Linked DNA regions of Mus musculus: regions 1, 3 and 4 are each linked to region 2. The links are chromatin loops, found by intact Hi-C in ENCODE. Cell type or tissue: heart. All regions are shown on one strand. Each heading gives the region's core, and the rest is flanking DNA. Links, peaks and the distances in the headings are about the cores only.

Region 1 (5,507 bases), core at 1-5,000, 55 kb before region 2:
CTTCTGGCTGGCTGGGCAGGGAAGACCTTGGAGAAGGGCTGGCATTTGCACTGGCTTTGAAGAGCAGGCAAGACTTAGTTACGTGGAATGAGGAGGGCAAGGAGCTCCAGATGAGGAGCAGCGGAACCCAAGGAGCTGGGACGTTCTCCTGTGCAGACCGGATGGAGGACTAGGTGCTCAGGGTAAAGCGTCCTCAGGTATACAAGTTATTTCTAACCAGAGGCGAGATAGAGCAAGGGCTGTAGGAGACCGGGAAGGGTTTCAGGGAGGTGCTGAGGCCTCTCTGTCCTATTTCATTTCACACTGGTTCAAAAAACCTTAAAGGAGAAGCCCATTCTTGGAAGCCAGGTCCAGACACGGCCACCTTTTAAAGAGTCCCAATGGCCACCTCTGTGACTTTCCGTGAGACACTTGTACAGAGCAGCGAGGGTAGCTGGTGCTAACTACAGGATTCCCTCAATGGAGAAAAAGCACTCCAGGCCCTGCCACAGCTGAAGGCAGAGAGAGGTGATGTCCTAGCACGTCGTGGAGGGCACATCCAACAGTTACATGCGCCCTCCCGCTGCCCCTTGGGCCCTCTGTGGATGAACAGAGCTTGGGGGGGGGGGAGGCGAAAGGCGGTAGGAAAGGACAGGGACTGGGGTCACTCAGAGACCCCGGGCCGGAGGTGTTTCATCCTACACTTTCAACCACAAAACCGCACACTAGCTGCTGGGGTTACTGCTCCCCACAGTCTGTGCTCAGGAAGCCTAAGAGAAGCCTTGGCTGATGAGGGTGTTGGGGTCCTGACTCTGCTGACACACCTTGGTTTGCAGCACCCCACATGACCTCACGTCCTTAACAGGGTGCTGGGCACAGCTGAGGGTGTATAACCACTGAGCGGTAGCCAGGCCCCTCAGCTAAGCGCTCCCTAAATGACAGGCGTTACTGTAGTATTTCTGGGAGGAGAAAGTGAAGCTCGCATTGTGCCCCTGCACCTCCCGGCTCACCCTCTCCAGCACTGAGCCACAGAAAAGACCAGGCCCTCCCTGGGCCTCTTATCTCCCTTTCCTGTCCCCTCCCTCCCCCCTCTCCTCTCACTGTCCTTTCTCCTGGGTCCCTCTTGGGAGCTGGAAGCCAGCTCTTTGGTTCACCGGTAAAGGGCTATTCAGCTGTCACATGCCTCCTACTTGATAAGCCCTGCAAACTATCCTGACTCTATTAAGACATCCGCCTGCCTACGCAGAGACCTCCCCAGCAGCTGCTGATCTTATCTGACATGTGATTATACCAACTTTGACAGTTGTATTTGTTAAACTCATCGGGGAGAAGCTGGGACTGTGGAAGCCACAGCTGTCGTCCCCATTTTTCACCTTATCGAACTGAAAAGAGCTTTCTGGCTTTTATTTAAGTGGTGCTGGTTGGGGAGGTGGGGAGGCTGGGTGGCTGGCACTACAGGAGAGCTCTGGAGCTGGTGACATTATCCGATGCTTAATTTCAGAAAGGGGAAGCTGCCACCGGTGCCTCACGGCTCTGCAAGTGTACTCAGAGCTGGCCTGGGAGCAAATGGAAAGGGCAGAAAGGAAAGGCAGAAGGCTCTGCCAGGCAGGGTGGGCAGAGGGAGCAGTGGCACAGTGGTGGCCTGGCAGGCAGTGTGTCAGGGACAAACAGCAGGAGCGCACTTACAGAAGCACGTGCTAGGAGCCAGCTCGGCCTGCCCAGCAGTTTAGGGACTGAGGGACAGGTTTCGGCCAACAGTATAGATGCTTTCACTGATGTCTCTCAGAGGGAAGTGCTGACCAGAGGACGTGCTAGGGGGACATTCCCTACTGCATACACAAGAAGCTGAGGTGTGAAGAACAAGAGCCTGGCTATGCTTACACAGGACATTTGACCTCATACTCTCCAGGAAGGAGTCTCCACACTGTGACTGACAGGGGGAGCTAGACCACTAAGCCTTCTAGTCAGCCAACTCCTAGCCTGGCCCAGCCTCAAACAGAGAAAGGCCCCTGCTCTGTCAGGGGGTCATCTGGAGTCTCACCTCGGAGAAAGTACTTGAAGGTCTCCTTCATCATTTCCTTGCGGATCTCAGGGTGGGTAATGGAGTTGAGCAGCTGCCGACGGTCAGGCTGGTTGAAGATCAGGTCTCCGAGGACCTTGCGGTCGATGTCGCCATTCTCCAGCAAGACTTCAGTGCCAAAGGCCTCTACTATACGCCGGTGGGCAGGATACCCTGGCTGGACAACTGGGGTATGAAGAGGTTGGGTCATTCCAGAGCCTCTAGTGATTCAGAAGTCCCCCACTCCCCACCCCAGTGACTGACGGGGGACTCCAAGGCTCTTTCTTTGGTTGGAGCCAAAATAAACGAAGGGGCAGAGCAGAGCACAAGGACTCCCTCAAGCCGGTGATGGAGCTGAGTTTAGGACGACTGGATCGTGAGGAGGATGAAGAATAAGCAGAAGAACCTCCAGGGTAAGCGGAGGCCAGGACACTCTAAGAAGACAGAGTCTAACGATGGAAGCACAGGGGACGCTGCTGTGCACTCACCGTGCCGCGCAATGACGTCCACGTCGATTACAGCACAGCCCAGCTGTTGGAATACCTGGATGACGGAGCTCTTGCCTGAGGCGATGCCTCCCGTCAGCCCCACCAGGAACATCTTCCCAGGAGAGAGAAGACAGGCAAGGTAGGAGCTGGGAAGCACGGGACAGTTGGCACACTCGCCAGTCGGCTGCTCCACCAGGCTGGGAAATCCTGTTGTTAAGAGACATGCAGGCCTGGTCAGCAGTGGGCACGAAGACACAAGGCTGGGCAAGGCCTAGCCCTAGGCGTGGGGAGATTTGGGGCTGTTTCTGAGAGTTAAATTCCAGGACTGTGGGTGTTGGGATGGGCTGGACATTAGGGCCTTGTGCATGCCAGGCAAGTGCTGTTCTAATAAACCATATCCCCAGGGGCTCATTAGTGTGTCCCTGCAGGCCTTGAACTCACTAGTCTTCTGCTTTAGGTCTCTGAGCACCGGTTATTAAATAAAGGTCTGTGCCACGGCTCTAGCTCTCGGTTTCTTTAAATCTTTTTTTTCTTTAATTACATTTTTAAATACATTGTGTATATGCCCTTCTTAGGAGGGCCTGAAATCTGTCAAAGCCACTTTTGTTAACCTACAGATTTACTGTCCTAATTATACCTTGCCTGAGCCCACATGGAAATGAATTTGCCTCTCCTGAAGACACATCAGACAACAGGGGGAAACAGCCACTCTGGTGTGGCACGGGATAACAAGAAACCAGCCTACAAGTTTCCATGTGCCTAGCTCATTCTCACACGGGTCACGGGCATCTCCCACAGACTCGAGTCTAAACAGAGACTAAAGAATGCCACAATTTACAAGTTAGCCTGAGGGTACTGTCACCCCTTGGTCATGTCCCTCTTATCAAGAGGACCCTTGTGACAGAGTCACATTCGGTGTCTCGACCTGCTGTCCCTCAAGAGTGGCTTTTCAATTAGGTACAAAGTGAGACACTCTAACCCCAGCACTCAGAACTTTACAGAAGACTGGGCTATGTGTTAAGTTCCTGGACAGCCTGGACTAGACTTCGTTTCTAAAAGTGAGCAAAACAAAACTACGAGATGGGTCAGAGGACCAGTGAGGTGGTTTAGCAGGCAAAGGTGCCTACTGTCACCTGACTGCCTGAGTCTGATCCCTGGGACCCACGTGGTGGAAGGAGAGAACCACCTCTCCTGAGAGTTGTTCTCTGGTCTCCATATGTACACCCAAACACTCACTTAAACAACTCTCAAAATGGCTCATGTGTGTCTGGTAGCTCTTGGCCATGCCATGACTTCACAACCAGTGCCATGCTGCTATCCAATGCCAGCAAACACTGCTGGAAGCACCTATGGGAGACTACTGTGTTAGGAATTACAGTGTTTTCCCTCCGTGCACAAAATTACCTACTCGTACAGAAACACAGTGGTTTAATTACAGAAAGGAAAGAGTATTTCTCCTCTGCCATTCTTTAGCATTTAAGGATGAAATTAGTGAATGGTTGGAGTATAGTACCCGAATGTTTGATTTTGAAATTACTGTCTGAGTTGCTGACTTGAATTTCATTAAAAAAAAAAAAATCAAATTATTTTGGACTTAGAATTAGAGCAGAATTTCCAACACTTTCTGAAATGGCCCTCAACCTTGATTTAATTCTTCCTGGGTGAGGCATATTTCAGCACTCAAAAGGCAAGGCATTTGTTATAAGTTTGAGGCCAGTCTGGTATACATAGCAAGATCCTGACTCAAAAAAAAAAAAAAAAAAGCCAGAAAGGGGCTGGAGAGATGGTTCAGTGGTTTTTTGAACACTTGCTGCTCTTGCAGAGGATCCAGTTTCGATTCCTAGCACCTACATGGTGGCTCATAACCATTCGTAATTCCAGTTCCAGGAATCTGCCACCCTCTTCTGGCTCCTGCAGGTACCAGGCACAAACCTGGCATACATGCATATATGGCACTCACACATATATTTATGTAAAAACAGTATAGCTGCTGGTGTACAGATTTGTGTATGCCAAAGTGTTCTAAGCATCTTTACTTGCTTAGCAACTGTGCCTGCCCTTAAACCTACCTGCTTTTTCAAAACAGGTATTCTCTTGTGTAACCCTGGCTGTCCGGCAATGTATTCTATATACCATGCTCACTCCAAACTCAGATTCACCTGCCTCTGCCTCCTGAGTGCTGGGATTAAAGGCGTGCGCCACCACCACCTGGTTTAAAATCAATTCCTTGATGATTACCACTAACATCCACATACCCAGAGTCACATTCTGGTGAAAAGGGGATTTGGGTGGAAAACAAGGAAGTCCTGCTCTAAAGCGAGGAACATCTGTCCCTCTTCCTGAACAGCAGTCTAGAGTGGAGAGGTAAGGGCCAGCTTCCCACACAAAAACAAAGCCACCAACAGTCACCTGTCAGAATCAGCTGAGGGTAAATGGAAGTCCATCTAGCCAAGCTGCCCTCAACCTCCCTCCACAGAGCTGCCCACACACCTCCTCGGAATGGGTGCAATCACAATCTCTGGGGATAGAGCAACTCTGGTGTATGGCAGGGCTCAGACTGGATCCTCACACTTTTTTTTTAAATTAATTTATTATTATTCATTAGTACACTGTAGCTGTCCTCAGATGCACCAGAAGAGGGAGTCAAATCTCATTATGGGTGGTTGTGAGCCATCATGTGGTTGCTGGGATCTGAACTCAAGGCCTTCAGAAGAGCAGTCAGTGCTCTTAACCGCTGAGACATCTCGCCAGCCCGATCCTCACACCTTTTTTTTTTAGTTTTTTGAGACATGGTTTCTCTGTATAGCCCTGGCTGTCCTGGAACTCACTTTGCAGACCAGGCTGGCCTCGAACTCAGAAATCCGCCTGCCTCTGCCTCCCAAGTGCTGGCTCCTCACACTTTTATTGCAACAGATAGTGAGCAGAGCCTGAAGGGACCTGCCCAGGCTAGCTCGGGTTACTATATAGCCTAGGATGACCTT
Region 2 (5,528 bases), core at 336-5,335:
GCCTGGCTTGTGGGTGGGACAGGACTCTTAGGAGATGAGCCTCAGAGAGCTGAACAAACCCCATCCAGTACTTCCTGGGCATGCCCAGACTCTACAGTAAGAGCATGTCATAGGTGTAAGGGTGAAAGTTGACTTCTGAAGTTCCTATTGTGGAACCTTATTTTTTTTTCTTATTTTGTTTATTTATTTTGCTTGTCATTGGTTTTCTTTTATTTTGTTTTGTATTGGGGGCAAGTTGTCTCTCTCTTACGTAACTGGCTATCCTGGAACTCACTATGTAGACTAGGCTGGCCTCGAACACAGAGACCACCTGCCTCTCCCTCCTAAATGCTGGATTAGAGGCATTTGACACACTGCCTGGCTTCTTGTCCGTACCTTGCTTGACTTGTGACCTGGGCTGCTGAGGGTCCTGCCCTCCACGCCTTTCCTCAGTGGCGACCCAGCACCTTGTGCATTTTTAATAATGGTTCATGTCTTGAGAAAGCACTCTAAACAGTGAGCTTCAACCCCAGTAGCTGCCTCTTTATTGTTGTTATATTTACTAGTGATTTAAGGTGAGCTTGCATGTGGGTATGTGACTGTCCTATTCAGGACTTTTGTTACTGTAATAAAACACCGTGAACAAAAGCAACCTGGGGAGGAAAGGGTTTATTTCAGCTTACACGCCATGAGTAACAGGAAGTCAAGACAGAAACAGTCTACTCTTTTTTATTTATTTATCTTTATATATAATCTGTAAGTACACTGTAGCTGTCTTCAGACACCCCAGAAGAGGGCATCAGATCTCATTATGGATGGTTGTGAGCCATCATGTGGTTGCTGGGATTTGAACTCAGGACCTTCAGAAGAGTAGTCAGTGCTCTTAACCTCTGAGCCATCTCTCCAGCCCCTGAAACAGTCTACTCTTACGGAGGCATTTTCCCAAATAATATTTCCTCTCCCTAGATATGCTTGGTTGTGTTAATTTGGCAAGACTAACCAGCACAGGACATGTGGGGCCCAACGCTACATTTGGAGCTAATTATAGATGGTTGTGAACATGTGATCTGGGTGTCGGGAAGTGACCGGGGTCCTCTGGAAGTGCAGCAGATGTCTTAACCACAGAGCCGTCTCCCCAGTGTCTAATTCACATTCTTCATGTGTGTTTAGCAGGAACCGGGTGTGCCCAAGTGTGGGTGCGAATGCATCCATGTACTTAGTTCTGGTTTGGTTTGGTTTGGTTTGGTTTGGTTCTGAGAAAGGGTCTCACTGTGTGGCCCTAGCAGGCCTGCAACTTGCTCTGTAGAGCAAGGTGGCCTTGGGATCACAGAGAGCTTCTAAGTGCTGGAGTGACAGTCCCACGCCGCCATGCCCAGCACGTGTTCAGGGTTTGTTTCTTAGGCGGATGTGCTGGTATAGCAGGTGTGTGTCGCCAGCACCTGATTGCTGGGCTCGGGATTGAACCCAGAGCTCTGTGTGTACTGGACTATTCAACAAGGACTCTACCAACTGAGCCACGTACTCCCCCCGCGTACTCCCCCGGCCACTTTCTTATTTCCCCTTGAGTCAGAGTCTTATTATGTAACCCTGGCTGGCCTTGAACTTGAGTCAAACCTCCTGCCTCACTTTGCTGAGCACCGAGATTGCAGGATGACCACACTGGTTATCCTCCTGTTTTAACATCAGGGATTTAGAATTTTTTTCTCTGTAAGGAAACACACACACACACACACACACACACACACACACACACACACACCCTCCCAATTTATTAAGTGCCTTTTTCCTTCAACTAGATTGTAGAGATCCTCTCAAGGACCGTCAGCAGTTCTGCCATACCTGTCTTAGGAACAGAGGGGTTGGTTTGGTTTGGTTTGGTTTGATTTGGTTTTTGTTTTTTTCGAGACAGGGTTTCTCTGTGTAGCCCTGGCTGTCCTGGAACTCACTTTGTAGACCAGGCTGGCCTCGAACTCAGAAATCCACCTGCCTCTGCCTCCCAAGTGCTGTGATTAAAGATGTGCGCCACCACGCCCAGATGCTTCTTCTTCCTTTTTTTTTTTTTAAAGATTTACTTATTATTATACATAAGTACACTGTAGCTGTCTTCAGATATGCCAGAAGAGGGCATCAGATCTCATTATGGGTGGTTGTGAGCCACCATGTGGTTGCTGGGATTTGAACTCAGGACCTTTGGAGGAGCAGTCAGTGCTCTTACCTGCTGAGCCATCTTGCCAACCCCCTTCCAGCCCCCTTCTTTAGCTTTTTACTGGTGAGGTGGGGGTGGGAGGATGGGAGATGAGAAGCAGGTGTGGGCCATAGCATATATCCCTGTGGAGATAGAGGGCAGTGTTGTGACGTCAGTTCTCTTCTGCCTTATGTGAGCTCCAGGAATTGAACTCAGGTCATTAAACCAGTTTTCTTCTACTTGGGCCAACTGATGGGGATGGCTTATGAAGGCAGAAAAAGTTTGTTGGGCTAAATGAAAAAATCCAATCATGTTTTTGGTTTTTTAAATATGGCAGTGGTGTCCTGGAAGTAAGTGATTCCTTAATCAGCCCCCAAACTCACTTCTCCAAAGCATGTTCACAGAAAATGGGAGGCTTCCTCTGGGGACCAGGGTAATCTTAAGTAGTTGGTTAGCAGGTTCTATAGATGCAGCTGTGTACTGAAGTGTGCGACCCTGCCCTCTAGTGGTTCCATTTCTTATTGCAACCAAGGGTTCTTGTTCTAAAAGAAGCCAACGTTCCATGCCTGGGTTGAAAGGGATTGTGAGACCTGGGGTGGATTTGGTAGTTTGCTTTGTCCTTCTGTGAAGCCTGGCGCTGCGTGGAGTTGAAGTTGCCCCGTTTGGCAGAGCATCTCAGTGAGCTCCCTCTCTCTCCGCAGCTGAAAGAGCTGTACACCCTCCTGAACGAGAACTACGTGGAAGATGATGACAATATGTTCCGATTCGACTATTCCCCAGAGTTTCTCTTGTGGTAAGTCATAAGGGGTGTCTTTTATATCTTTATTTAACTTGGAAACAATAGGAATTTGTTTCTCATGATTCTGGAGGCTAGGAAATCGAAGGAGCCAGAGGTTTAGTGTGATAATAGCCTGGTCTCCAGTCTCCAAAACCTCTCCTAGTTAGAAGACAAAGCAGGTAGCAGATCCCAAGAGCCAGCCGCTGAGTGTGAAATCTCTGTGTCCCTCAGTTTGTACATCTGGAGACTTGCTTTAAGTGGTGTTTAGAACTGAAACCTTCCTTAAAATAAATTGCTAGAGGGAGACATGCAGAGTTGTTTCCCAGCAAAGACCATATACTCCATGGTGACTTTCTCAAGGGGAGAAGAGCAGAAGAGCCCTTAAGATTGGAAAGAAAGTTCCTTACAATCCAGTTATTGAGCATGCTCAATTATAGAAAAAGTCTATCCTGGATAAACCATCTGCTATCCTGGGCTACACTCAACCTCTCAGCAGATAGAGGCACGAGGCTGAAGTGGAGCAGGATCACCCTGGGAGGTAGGGAAAGCAGAAAGGAGCGATGCTGAGAGGCGGGACAGAGCCCAGGGTCTCAGAGCACCGTGTAGTTCCTTACCAAAGGACGACTGGCTCTTTGCGTAGAAGACCTCCAGTCCAAGCTTTGAGATGAACATAAAGGCTGGGCGTGGTGGCACACACCTTTAAAATCGGCACTCGGGAGGCAGAGACAGAGACAGGCAAATCTCTGTGTGTTCGAGGCCAGCTGAGGCTACACCATAAGAACCTGTTTCAAAAAACAGAAACACAGAACCTAGCATACGGCTGTACTTAAAAGGCTGAACCAGAATGGTCACAAGGTTCAGGCCAGCCTAGGGGACCTACAGAACCTTGTGTGGTGCTGTAGTGTGGTACCAAGGAACTTGCCTGGAATGTATGTGCGAGACTGGGCACCATCTGCAGCACAAGAAGGTGCTGTGAGAAACGGTTGTGTCTTGATGTGTTGGTGTCCAGGAAGTCTTGGTCCTAAAGAGAATACAGTTGCTAACCCCAGGTGTTAGTACCTGCCTGCTATGAGCAGTGCCACAGCTCCTGTCCCTGTCTCTGTTCCAGGGCTCTCCGGCCACCAGGTTGGCTCCCACAGTGGCACTGTGGGGTCCGAGTGGTCTCAAGTCGGAAACTGGTTGGGTTCATCAGTGCCATCCCAGCAAACATCCACATCTATGACACGTAAGCACCAGCCCTGTGGCCATCATCTTGCCGGTTTTGGAAGAGGAAGGCTACGCAGTCACTGTTGGAGGAGGATGGAGGGGCTGGTGGAGTGGAGGCATCTGTGTATTGGGAGTGACACTAGTCATAGAACCACATGTTCTGACATACATGGTGGCGCACACCTTTAACCCCAGCACATGGTGGCAGAGGCAGGTGGAGCCCTGTGTTCAAGGCCAGCCAAGGCTACATAGTGAGGCTATCTCTAAGTTGTAGCTGGTAGCCTTGTCTGTGACCTGTAGTGAGGCCATCCACGCCTGCATTCCTGCCCCAGTCACACGCTGACACACTGAGCAGCGTCAGAAATGGGCAGGAGCCAGTGTGACTCAGGCTCAGATGGTTTCACAGTCATCTGCGGCCATCTTCTGGGTGTACAGGCTGTAAATTCATGTGAGAACCAAAACCTTGGAGTATCTGCCGGCACTGGGACACACCTGTAATCTAAGCTTGGGTCAAGGCTGGCCCGAGTTACTTAGCAGGTTCAAGATCAGCCTTGTCTCCTATCTAGATGAGCCTTGATTTACTCTGGGGTTTCTCCATTGCTTGCCTCAGGTGGGCCTCCCAGCCCACTCTCAGGATTCCACAGGGCAGTGCTAGGGGTGCCCTCAGAGAAAGGCATTTGAAGGCGCCCCCGTCTGTTTTGAAGTAGATGGTGTGAGGCAAGCTTGCCAAGGAGAAAGTGGTAGTGGGTGGGGTCCCCAGTAGTGACTACTCAATGGAGACTACAGCCGAGTGCATCCCTTCGAGTGAGGTTTGCCTGCTTGGCAAGATTCCTCTTACGTTGAATGGGGAAAGTTGTGAAAGTCAGCAATTTGCCTCTCTTCAGAGAGAAGAAGATGGTGGAGATCAACTTCCTGTGTGTCCACAAGAAGCTGCGCTCTAAGAGGGTGGCTCCAGTTTTGATCCGAGAGATCACCCGGCGGGTCCACCTGGAGGGCATTTTCCAAGCTGTTTACACTGCCGGAGTGGTGTTGCCAAAGCCTGTGGGCACCTGCAGGTAAGAGTTGCTTCCTGCAGGTCCTGGGAATGCAGGGGAGGAGGAATGTCCCCGAGACACAGCATTGCCCTTTTCTGGGCCAAGTTTTTTTGGGGATGGGGTACTGGAAAGAGGCAGATGGAGAAGATTTCGGAATGTAGGGAGAGTATGGTTCAGGGAGTGGGAAGAAAGATTAGACATTGTCGAATTGGGATTGCCAGCAGTTAGAGTGGGGGGAGGGGTTATGAATATTTTGTGGATCAAGGGGAGCTTGTCTGATGATCCCTGTGTAATCTAAGGATGACCTCCATCTTAGAAAGTTGTTTGAAACAATTGAATCCTCTCT
Region 3 (5,528 bases), core at 306-5,305, 150 kb before region 2:
CACAAAAGGAGGTCCTGGGGGCTGACCAGCTCAGCACTGCCAGGTCTTCAGCTTACAGACAAGGCCTGGCTGCTTGCCCCCTCCCAGCGCTCAAGCCAGTTAAGACCCCTGAGTTCCTGTCATAGCAACAGCCTATACTCCATACCAGCGACATGGTATTTGTTTGAGCTTACAGTGGGCTGCTTGCTGAGGTTCTCCTAATGAGTCCCACCATAGGGAAGGGAAGAGCCCCTTAGGCTCCAGCCACATCTTCCCCAATCCTGAATAATGGCATAGTGAGGGAGATCTTGAGAGAGGTTGCCAGTGACCTTTAGACTGGACCTCATCATGTCCCCCTGTAGTTCATATGTGGATCAAGCAGGTATGGAATTCACAGAAAGCCAACTACCCTTTGGGGATTAAAGATTTGTGAGACCACCTTCTGCCTCTGGTGACTTTTCATACTTCTATAAGTTGGGAAGGTAAAGAGTAGGGGACTTTAAAGGAAGAGCCTTACTAGAGATTAGCCTTTAACTCAGGACACATCTCACAGAATAGGAGTGGCCCATCTTTCCAGGTATAAACAGAGTGGTTCTGAAGGAAAAAGATATGACGAGGGTAGGAAAGGTTTGTCAGCAACGCTGGAGAATCCCTCCTGTGTTAGTCAGGGTTCTCTAGTCACAGAATTTATGGAACGCCTCTATAGATTAAGGGACTTTATTGTGATGATGTACAGTCTGTAGTCCAACTAACCCAACAATGAGCAGCTGTGGATGGGAAGACCAAGGATCTAGTAGTTGCTCAGTCCCACCCACGAGGCTAGTTGTTTCAGCTGGTCTTCTGTAGAAGTAGGTTCCAACAGATGTGCTGGCACACCTGGATCTAGGACTTGCTTCGTCCCAGGCTGACCTTGAACTCAGAGATCTCCTTGCCGAGTCTTCTGGGATTAAAGGCATGTACTACCTTGCTTGGGTCTAAGCTTTTCATGGCCACTATGCCTCAAGATCTCCATGCCAAGATCCGGGTCAGAAACTGTGTCTTCCAGCCTTAAGCTCTGGATCACAGGTGTGCTCTCCAATTCTGGATTGTAGTTCATTCCAGACATAGTCAAATTGACAATCAGGAATAGCCACCACACCTCCTGTGTATGTAAGTTTGTTTCATTACCAGCCAAGGAGTTCTCCAGCGACTGTCCTACAAGCCCCTCCCTGGGATCCTGATGTAGGCCCAAGTCTCGTTTTAACCCCACTAGTCTTTCAGATCTTTGCTATGCTCTTTCAAAGGGTCTTTGTGCATAGAGACAAAAGAAAGACATTTCTGGTTGCAGTTGATGTACAAACTTTCATTATTAGTATTTTTATTACCCATTCACTGTAGAGAAACCAGAAAACACATATAAGCAATATAAATATTTAATTAGCCATACTTTTGCCACATGGAGATAAACATGGCCAGATTTTTCTATACAAATAAATACATTTTTTTCAAAACAAGCCCAGACTGCACCAATTATTTTGTAATTTGCTTTTCTTTCAACAATATGTTGTGAACATCTTTCTAAATCAATAAACATTTACCTCTATCATCGTTTTAACAGCTGTATTGCTTTCCACTCTCTGCTTTCATTTAACTAAGCTTACTGTTGCACAGCCAACAATTGTAAGCCTCTAACCAAGTCCCTAGCCCACGGCTCGCCATACCCATGTGTATCTGCCCCAGACAGGGACTTGGTAGGAAAACAGGCAGGCCTTCTGCCCTCCCCGTCACGGCTGGCGTTCCCATCCTCCTAGCCAGGCTCATGCCTCATCCTCTGGCTTCCCATTTTTCAACTTTCCCAAGCAGAACTCTCCAACACCAAAGCCTCAGGCCAAACTCCAGCAGACTTTTAGACTCCATGGCAGGGTGCTGTCAACCAAGGAGACAGATGCTTGGATACCTCACTACCGAGCCCACAGCCAAGCTGAGCTCAGCTTCAAGCCAGAGTGGGGATAAGATGGCCTCCTTGTGTCCCTCTTCGTGTACTAGAGTCTGAAAGATGATCGTTCACCTACCAGGCAAAGGGTCAACGCCTCCTGGGACAATCCCACTTCCGGTCTCAGCTCATAGGCACAGTTCCTGATGGTTCCCACAGACGCCAGTCCCACAAGTGGCCATGTAATTGGACTGTCACCTGTTGTACCTGCTTGTACACTCGCCCTGCCCAGTTTCAGTGCAGCGTGGTGGTGGGAATCAAGACTGGCTGAGGCTGAAGGAGGGGAATTGAGGTCTAGGGCCACTAGATGGCAGTGCTGAGCTGGTGGAAGAAACAGGGTTTCCTTCCTAGTGGTTTTTCCAAGGTATCCCTCGGCTGGTCATTCTGTTTTGTTTTTTGTTTTCCCTCAGCTGTGGCAGTGCCCTCTTGAGGAGAAAGCAACACTTTGGTTCTTTGGAGGCTGTGACGTTTTAGATGACACTATCTCTGATTCTCCATTTCCCTATCTGTGAAATGAGGACTCCAAGAACATAGTGAGGATTGTTAGTGAGAGAGACTCACAGCAGGCACCGATGACAAGCCACTGCGTCCATGCCAATAACGCCTCCTCCTATTTACCATATTTCAGTGTTTCTATGATGGGTTGGCCAGGAGGGGCAGGAACTTGAGTGAAGGCTGCCAAGTCCTACTGCCTCCTTGGGAGTATGTGAGACCCTTCCAAGGAAGACCACATGGGCGTGTGGCTACAACACTGGGTAAAGAGAGTGGGAGTCAATGCCATTTCCTCCTAGACCTCTGTTGGTGGCTTCAGGTCCTACAGGGGACTTAGGTGGGTTCTTGTTATTTCTTTGTTGTTACTGTTGGTTTGTGAGACAGACTTATATACCCCAGGCTGGCCTTAGACTTGCTATGCATGTAGTTAAGGATGACTGTGAACTTGTGATCCTCCTGCCTCCACCTCTTGGGTGCTGGGATTCCTTGTGTGCACCACCATGCCTGCTTTACTCGATGCTGGGGCTCAAACCTAAGGTAACGGCCGTGCCTGTTAGAAAGGACTGTCTACAACCACAGCCCAGCTCCACGTTTTCTTCAAACTGTGTGGAGTCTGAAGTAGATGTTGCTCCCCTCTAACCCACTTTCTTGCCCTCCTAGTCTCCCAGTGGGTAACTGTTCTCGCTTGCCTTCCCTAGACTTGAGGTTCTCAACTTCATAGGATTCCAGAAACTTTTGGTGTGTTAATAACTTTCATGCTTGGGTGCCCTGTGCAGTTCTGCCTGAGTCCTCCCGGGAAGATGAGCTGAGTCTTCCCCTACAGGTGGGGATTTCCTGATGCTAGTATCTTGTCATCCCCTTCAGATCAGGGTCTATTCCACCCAGATCAAGATGCCACAATAGGACTAGCTTCTTCTTTTTTTTTAAAAAAAAATTATCTATTATTATATCTATGTACACTGTAGCTACCTTCAGATGCACCAGAAAAGGGCATCAGATCTCATTACGGATGGTTGTGAGCCACAATGTAGTTGCTGGGATTTGAACTCAGGACCTTCAGAAGAGCAGTCGGTGCTCTTAACCACTGAGCCATCTCTCCAGCTTCTCACCCATGCAAGTATAAGGGCTGTCTCTGTCTTCACTTGGAGAGGACCTCCTGCCTCAGAGCAGGGACCATTCACTCTCCCACCTATAGCCTGTGCCCCAGACAGGTTCTGCTGACTAGAAATCAGCTTCCGTAGCTGCAGAATAATCCTAGACTGGACTCCAGAATCCTTTCTTCTTCCTCCTTGGGGCGCCGCCTCTTTCCCTTGGTGGTGTCATCAGCTCATTTACTTCCACGGGTCCTGGGGCCAGGCAGCTGTGGCAGGGTTAATAAGCTCAGGCCCTTTCTCTCTCGCCTTTCACAGCCCCAGCCAGACCCACTCCAGCTTGTCCTTTACCTCCTGGTCTCTTACCCTGAGATCTACTTTTTAATTGCTTTCCCAGTCTGCTTTGCGCCTTCTCCCCACATTGCCTCCCCCTGCCTTGGGTACCTCAGGGAGGGTGATGGGCAGGGACCAGATGTGGCCCTGATGGGAGAAAAGGGCTGATAACCACCATTTCCAGCCTAGCAGCCCTCCAAGTAGATAGGATGAACCAATGGATGGGGCTGTGCCTAGCAGAGGAGAGCCTTGAGGCTTAATTGAAAACTACTGCTCTACCAGAGGACCCAAGTTCAATTCCCAGCACCCTCGTGTCAGCTCACAACTATCTGTAATTCCTGTTCCAGGGGATCTGACATACTCACATAGACATACATACAGTCAAAACACCAACACACATGAAATAAAAACAAATAATCAGAAAACACAGTTCTCAGACTCCTCGGGGTAAATCTGGTCTCTTCCTCCCTCAACATTTATCCCCAGCTGTCCTGTATTCCTCTTCACAGAACTATGGCAAGCCAGCATGGCAGGACATGCCTTTGGCCAGAGGATCACTTTGAGTTCCAGGCCAGCTTGGTCTACATAATGAGTTCCAAGACAGACAGCACTCCATAGACAGATCCTGTCTCAAGGAAACAAGCAAGCAAGCACACAAATACAAAAAAAGTATGAAAGTCCAGACCACATGATTCTATCTGGTACCAGGAACCCTCAAGCAGAGGCCAGAGCCATGAGAGCATTGCAGGAAGACTCTGGAAACAGGTGAGTGGGACTCCAGGACAGAACTCATGAATTAACTGCCAAGGAGAGTCCCCAGGTTGGAAATCTGGGAAGCGGAAGGCTACATGCAGGAGAAACTCAGAAGGTAGATTTTGCTGTTTATTTCAGCACAGGGATAGATGCCAGCCCTTCTTCTACCACAGAGATCTTCATCTCTTGGTCAGAAGCCTGATTTAATGAACTGGGTAGAAATGTATACTCCCACGGCAGGTCCAGATTTGAGCCCCGGTGTGAGCAAGTGGGTGGCTATAGGGGATGTGTGGAGTGACAGAATTTCTAAACTCACAGGAGCAGGGCCGGGATGGTGCAGGGAGAGGTGGGTCTATGGTGGACAGGGAGGCATTGATTACCATGTCTTGTGGATGACTCTATGAAAGAACAATCCAATCTCAGAGTCTCACCGCTCATGCAAGTCAGACGGAAGCTGGATATCAGCTTGCCACCCTCCTGCAGTCCCAACTGCCTATGGCATGCAGGACACCACACGGCAAGCTCTCAGCCTGACCTCCTGTGATTGAGGGCAGGAGATGCGTATGCTTAGTCCCCATCAGCCCAGAGTCTTTGTACAATTTTATGGGTCCCCCGAGAGCACACTTTGTACCACGGAGCCACAAATGTTTGCCAAGTGAATGGCTAGCTGCTGAACATCCTTGTCAAGAGTGACCTCTCCCACTGTCAGGCTGCCCCCAGCCTGGGCAAACTCTGCCTCATGCAAGAAACTTATTGTACAGAATATGCCCTCCTAACCCTGGTTTCTGGTTGCCTTGCCCCAAGCCGACTGCCTCTGCACCCAAAGGGTGGTAGCGATGACCAGAAGGGGTAATGTATGTGAAGACCCCAGGAAATGGAGAAGTTATTCCATCGGAATCTAGCCATCA
Region 4 (5,528 bases), core at 198-5,197, 100 kb after region 2:
TTTTTATCCCAGTACTTGGGAAGCCAAAGTAAGGCATATCTCTTTGAGTTTGAGGGCTACAGCAAGATCTTGTCTAGAAACAAATGACAGTAAACCCAAACAAAAATCAGCAACACTTCATTTTCCTTTATTTATTTGTTTGTTTGTTTGCTTGTTGGTTTTTTGAGACAGGGTTTCTCTGTATAGCCCTGGCTGTCCTGGAACTCACTCTGTAGACCAGGCTGGCCTCGAACTCAGAAATCTGCCTGCCTCTGCCTCCTGAGTGCTGGGATTAAAGGTGTGTGCCACCACTGCCCGGCACACTTCATTTTCCTATGTAGTCCAGGCTGGCTTTGAACTCTCTGCCTTGCCTGAGCCTGTGAGTGTTGAGATCCACAGGCTGCTACTCCTGGCCTGGTTACTGTTTTCCTTCCCTTTCTAAAATTCAATCTGTTGGAAAGCCAGGTGTCACGGTATCCACTTGTCATCCCAGCCTTTCTTAGAGTGGAGGTAGGAGGATCAGAAGAGAAGGCTGGCCTCAGCTTCATAGTGGTTTGGAGATAGCCTAGACTGCATAAGACCTTGTCTCAAGGAAACCAAACTAAAACACAAACAAACAAACAAACAAACAAAGACACCCCCCCCAACCAGGTTAAAGGTCATGACCAAGTGCTTGAAACCCATCTTTTATTTTTCTCACGTCAGCTTCATTAGGATGAGGTTTCCATGTTTGTTTTGTCAGAGGCTTACTCGGTTAGCTCTTGGCTGGCCTGGAGTTCACTATGTAGAGCAGACATTCCTCAGAATCACAAAGATCTGCCTGTCTCTGCCTCCTAGGTGCTGGGATTAAGGACACCACTGCTACCACTATGTCAACTGTATTTTATGCATGAGAAATTGACTCTAAAGAAGTCACAATTAAAAAAAAAAAGTCAAAATAATCTTTCCCTCCTCCTTATCCTTGTCCCCTCTATTTTTCTTTTCCTCCCCTCTTTCCTCCTCTGCCCAGAAGTCTCTTAAATGCCAAGGACAAATTCTGTCACCTAAAGAATTTCTTTTAAGAGCCTGGCAGTGGTGGTACCTTTAGTCCCAACACTCAGGCAGAAGCAGGTAGATTTCTGAGCTCAAGGCCAGCCTGGTCTGTTCCAAGACAGCCAAGGCTACACAGAGAAAACCTATCTTGAAAAACCTAAAATAAATAAATAAATAAATAAATAAATAAATAAGATACATTTGAAAAAGAACACACTGTGAGCCTATTACAGGGTCTTGGCCTCCCTGTCCCCCAGTCCCGGTAGAAGTAAGGCCCCAGGAAGAAGAACACTGGATGGGTCTGGTGAGACAAATTCAGTAAGGGAATTTTATCCCAGGTAAACTGCTGATCCCAAAGAAGAACGAGGAGTCCCGCGATGTTGGGAAATGTTACTAAAAAGCACTGGTAGACCTGGACCTTTGCACAAGTCACCATAGATATTGGCACCTTTGGTGGTCCCAGACAAGCTCTGTCAGCCTTGCGTGCATCGGTGCATCGGGTAAATCTCCCGAAGGGAACTCAGAAAAGTTGTGGAAGGCCAGCAGAGAGCTGAACGTGGGTAGGCCAGTAGAGAGCTGAAAGTCCCTGCTTCGGAGACTGCAGGAAGACTGTATTGCCTGCCCCTCCTCCACCCCAGCACCTAGACCTGCTGTCAGCCCTTTCCCATGTCTACCCTGCCCCCTGGATCCCACAGAAGGAACTGGAGTCCAGGACTTAGCGTTTCTGAATAGGTCCCAGCAGGGCAAGCGTGGGATGGGCTGAAAACATGTTTGTTTTGAACGACTTAGATAGAGCTGCCCAGGAGGAGGAAAGGGAGGAGGGAGGACAGGGCGGAGGGAAGGGGAAGATTAATTTGCTACTTAGACTCTAGAGCCAGGAATTGAATGAAGCCTGCCCATGCCTCCTCCTCTGTCCTCCACTTGGCATCCTGTGAGGGGTTGGTGGCCTTGGGGCATCGGCTGTAGGGAGGGAAGTCATAGGAAAGGCTGGCAGCCTGAGAGCTGGAGGCCGGGTCCGGGGAGTGTCAGCGAGGCTACACACAGCTCCTGGGCCCTGGGTTCTGGAAGAAAATCCAATGGCTGACCCGCTCCAGGTTCCCATGGCGCTCAGTCAGGTTCTGCCAGTGTTGACTCAACAGCGCCACCTGCCGTCCGGGTCCGCACAGCCCGGGGACCCTGTCGGTGAGTCCTGGCCTGGGTCCTTGGCCACTCCAGCTGTCAGATCAGAAAATGTCGGCAGGCAGGAATGCTCTGAAGCGAGAGGACTCTGCCTTTCCGGCCACCTGTGCCCCTCATTCTACCGCGTGCTCCCGGGACACTGCTGGTTCTCGGCCAGCTCTGGAAGCGAAATAAACAATAACATCTCTAACTTTGGGAGATTCCTGGTTTGGATAGCTGTTTTGCTTTTTTTTTTTTTTTTTTTTTTTTTTTTTTTTTTTTTTTTTTGCCTGCAGACTTTGAGGCTAGAGTGGATTGAACTCAGGACTTCGCGCATGCTAGCAAGCACAGTACCGCTGTGCAGTCTCTTTAGCCTGACTGTCCTGGAGCTCACATTGTAGACCAGGCTGGCTTCAGTTCACAAGGCCTGCTTCACCATGTCAGGCTAGCTGTATTTTTACTTTTGAGATGGGTCTCACGAGTGGCTTGAATTTGCTCCACAGCTCGGGTAAACCTGAGACTTGGAGCTGTTCTGCTGGGATTCCAGACCTATGCTACTTGGATAATTTTTGTGTGTGGCAAAGCGTGTGTGTGTGTACAACATTTAGGAGTCTCTTCTCACCTACCAGGCTTCACACTTGCTGAGCCACCTTCCAGGCTCTTTCACCTTAATTGCCACCCCCCTCCCCGAAAGGCACAGTTTCTCTGTGAGCCCTGGATGTCATGGAATTTGCTCTTAGACCAGGCTGGTTTTGAACCGAAGAGACCCTCCTGCCTCTGCTCTCTGAGTGCTGAGGTTGAAGGTATGCACAGCTACCACCATCACCACCGGCATCACCACTGGAGTACTTAAAAAAAAAAAAAAAAATATATATATATATATATATATGTGTGTGTGTGTGTATGTATATATGTATATGTGTGTATATGTATATGTGTGTATATATGTATGTGTGTATATATGTATATGTGTGTGTATGTGTGTATATATATGTGTGTATATGTATATGTGTGTATATATGTATATTTATGTGTATATGTATGTGTGTATATATGTATATATATGTGTGTGTGTATGTATATGTGTGTATATGTATATGTGTGTATATATGTATATATATGTGTGTATATATATATATATGTATATATATATATATATATATTGTGTGTGTGTGTGTGTGTGTGTGTGTGTTTGTGTGTGTATGTGTGTGTGCATGTGTGCTGTTCTCTCTTTCCACCATGTGGGTCCCAGGGATTAAACTCAAGTCGGCAGGCTTGGCAGCAGGCACCCTTACTTCCTAAGGCCCTTACTTGAATTTTCTTTCCCTGAATCTAGAGCTCACTGATTGGCTGCACTGGCTAGATGATCAGCCTCAGAGATCCGGCTTCTCCTCCTCTCCAACTCTGGATTACAGGCGGACACTACGAATACTGTTTTTTTATTTTTTATTTTTTATTTTTGTAGTGAGTGTTGTGATCTGAACTCATACTTGGGTGGCTATTAGGATATGGAAGATTATAGAAAAGTTTTAAAAAATGATTTCGTTAAAATTTTGCCCTATTTGTTCTCTTTTATCTGTGTATTAAATATATTCTAAGACTTCTGAGGAGGAGGCCGGAGGGCCTGTGCTTAGCACTCACTAAAGGCCACTTAATCACCAGCCGGGCCTCGAGCACATGACCCTCGGCTGGCAAATACTGCAGTGGGCATTTATTTCCCAAGAGCTCTGTCTTGCATCAGCATGGCCTTTTCACCTTCAGGAACTTAACACTAACTTATCCAGTGGTACCCAGTGCTCGGCGAGTCTCTTTTCTCACAGACTCTTTATTTCCTCTGGTGCACCAGCTAGACTGGGATCAGATGTCCGTTCATCATGTCTGTCTTTTTCCTTTGATTTCTTTACTTATTTTGAGACGAGGGACTCGAGCGTTACCCTGGCTGGCCCCAGACTCTCAGAGATCTGCCTGCCTCTGCCTCCTGAGTGCTGTGATTAAAGGCACTTGCTTCCATGCCTGGCTTTCTCTTATTTGGGGCGTGTGAGTGTGAGCGCACATGCGTGTGCAGCGGCAGGTGTGCGTACCTGTGTGCTCGCATGTGTGTAGACATCAGAGGTCAGCCTTGGGAGTCCTTCCTCAAGAAATCTGCCTGCCTTAATTTTTGAGACAGGTTTCCACACTGGGGCCCCGCTGGCTGGCCAGAAACCCCAGAGGTCCTTCTGTTTGTTTGGGGTGGGGTGGGGGTTACAAGCCCAGGCCACCACTCCTGGATTCTCCTGGCTGTTGACTTGGGTCCCAGCGCCCCTGCCTCCCCCGCCCCTCGGGCCTGCCACTCAGCGCCCAGCCCTCTGTCCTCTGTTGTTTCTGACTCCACCTCCTGCCCAGACTCCCTCAGCAATGTTGCTCAGAGCTGGAAGATCTGGAATGGAGGCATTGTTTCTGTCAGTCATTTTTTCCCCTTTCCTCCTGTCCATGTGGTGGCGCCACTGTTTCTCCAGTACCTCACTGGTAACTGGGGCCAGTTCCCACCTCCCCTTGAAAACCAAAACCCCGGCTGGGCAGTGGTGGTGCACGCCTTTAATCCTAACACTTGGGAGGCAGTGGCAGGCAGATTTCTGAGTTTGAGGCCAGCCTGGTCTACAGAGTGAGTTCTGGGACAGCCAGGTCAACAAAGAGAAACCCTGTCTCAAAAAAACCAACCAAACAACAAACAAAAAACCCAAAACCCCACGTGTTCCCACCTTCTCTAGCCTTGGGCAGGCCCTCAACTGTTCTTGACTAGTTTTTGGTTTAAGAAAAAAAAAAAGGTGCTGGGGATGTCGGTAGAATGCTGGTCTATCTCCAGCACTGCATAAACTGGGGCATGGTGGCAGGCCTGGGTCAAAGAACTCCATCTTTAAACAAACAAACAAACAAACAAATAAACACATAAATACATAAATACATAAATAAATACATAAAATAGATAAATAAAATAAAGAAAGGAAAGAAAGAAGGCAGACGAGGGGAGTGTGTGCCTCGAGAGATGCTCATTGGTAAAGAGCATATATTGCCTTTCCAGAGGATCCAGATTTGGTTCTCAGTTCTGTAAATTAGGCTTCTTACAACCTCCAGTAATTCAAGCTCCAGGGATCTTACGCCCCCTTCTGGCCTCTGTTGGCACTGCACTCATGTGGCAACATGCATTAAAAAAAAAAAGGATTAGTTTTGAAAAAGAATTATTTTTATTTTATATGTATAGTGTTTTGCAGTTCCCTTGCAGACCGGAGGAAGGAATCACATCCCCTGGAATTGGAGTTACAGACAGTTATGAGTCACCATGCGGACACTCAGAACCAAGCACAGGTCTTCTGCAGGAACTG

The links. Peaks named below come from ENCODE experiments on the same cell type or tissue, not always from the same donor. Only the 100,000 strongest peaks of a DNase experiment are listed, where the experiment ranks them.
Region 1: it touches region 2 in a loop (3-fold over the local background); 8 of 42 quality-filtered maps call a loop at or near these places.
Region 3: it touches region 2 in a loop (8-fold over the local background); 17 of 42 quality-filtered maps call a loop at or near these places.
Region 4: it touches region 2 in a loop (3-fold over the local background); 2 of 42 quality-filtered maps call a loop at or near these places.

Annotation. Positions count from the first base shown.
Region 1 is chr11:102,997,624-103,003,130 of GRCm38, forward strand. Dcakd (dephospho-CoA kinase domain containing) reads right to left here. Exons shown (of 5, transcript NM_026551.3): 2 at 2,527-2,733; 3 at 2,021-2,224. The coding sequence starts at 2,638. It overlaps Gm34620 (a long non-coding RNA gene), which reads left to right. Exons shown (of 4, transcript XR_389059.4): 4 at 1-3,025. Mir6931 (microRNA 6931) reads right to left here and starts at 2,298; the gene lies at 2,225-2,298. In heart, for the core only: a CTCF peak has its summit at 1,890; DNase peaks (open chromatin) are centred at 1,098, 1,658 and 2,148; H3K4me3 peaks cover 631 bases; H3K27ac peaks cover 3,259 bases.
Region 2 is chr11:103,052,333-103,057,860 of GRCm38, forward strand. Nmt1 (N-myristoyltransferase 1) reads left to right here. Exons shown (of 12, transcript NM_008707.4): 5 at 2,866-2,957; 6 at 4,051-4,167; 7 at 5,033-5,203. Among named protein-coding and RNA genes, the nearest start is that of Gm42090, 7.4 kb to the left of the region's middle. In heart, for the core only: a CTCF peak has its summit at 2,671 (motif pointing left); DNase peaks (open chromatin) are centred at 1,059, 1,415, 2,669 and 4,489; H3K27ac peaks cover 211 bases.
Region 3 is chr11:102,898,737-102,904,264 of GRCm38, forward strand. Gm34560 (a long non-coding RNA gene) reads left to right here. Exons shown (of 3, transcript XR_880232.3): 2 at 4,377-4,632; 3 at 5,425-5,528. Gm39395 (a long non-coding RNA gene) reads right to left here and starts at 3,365. Exons shown (of 2, transcript XR_880234.3): 1 at 2,031-3,365; 2 at 1,301-1,350. In heart, for the core only: a CTCF peak has its summit at 2,260 (motif pointing right); a DNase peak (open chromatin) is centred at 2,255; H3K27me3 peaks cover 1,188 bases.
Region 4 is chr11:103,157,032-103,162,559 of GRCm38, forward strand. Gm51919 (a long non-coding RNA gene) reads right to left here. Exons shown (of 3, transcript XR_003949776.1): 3 at 5,368-5,528. Among named protein-coding and RNA genes, the nearest start is that of Gm51919, 11 kb to the right of the region's middle. In heart, for the core only: CTCF peaks have their summits at 1,677, 2,190 (motif pointing left) and 4,635; DNase peaks (open chromatin) are centred at 1,730 and 2,160; H3K4me3 peaks cover 1,152 bases; H3K27ac peaks cover 1,185 bases.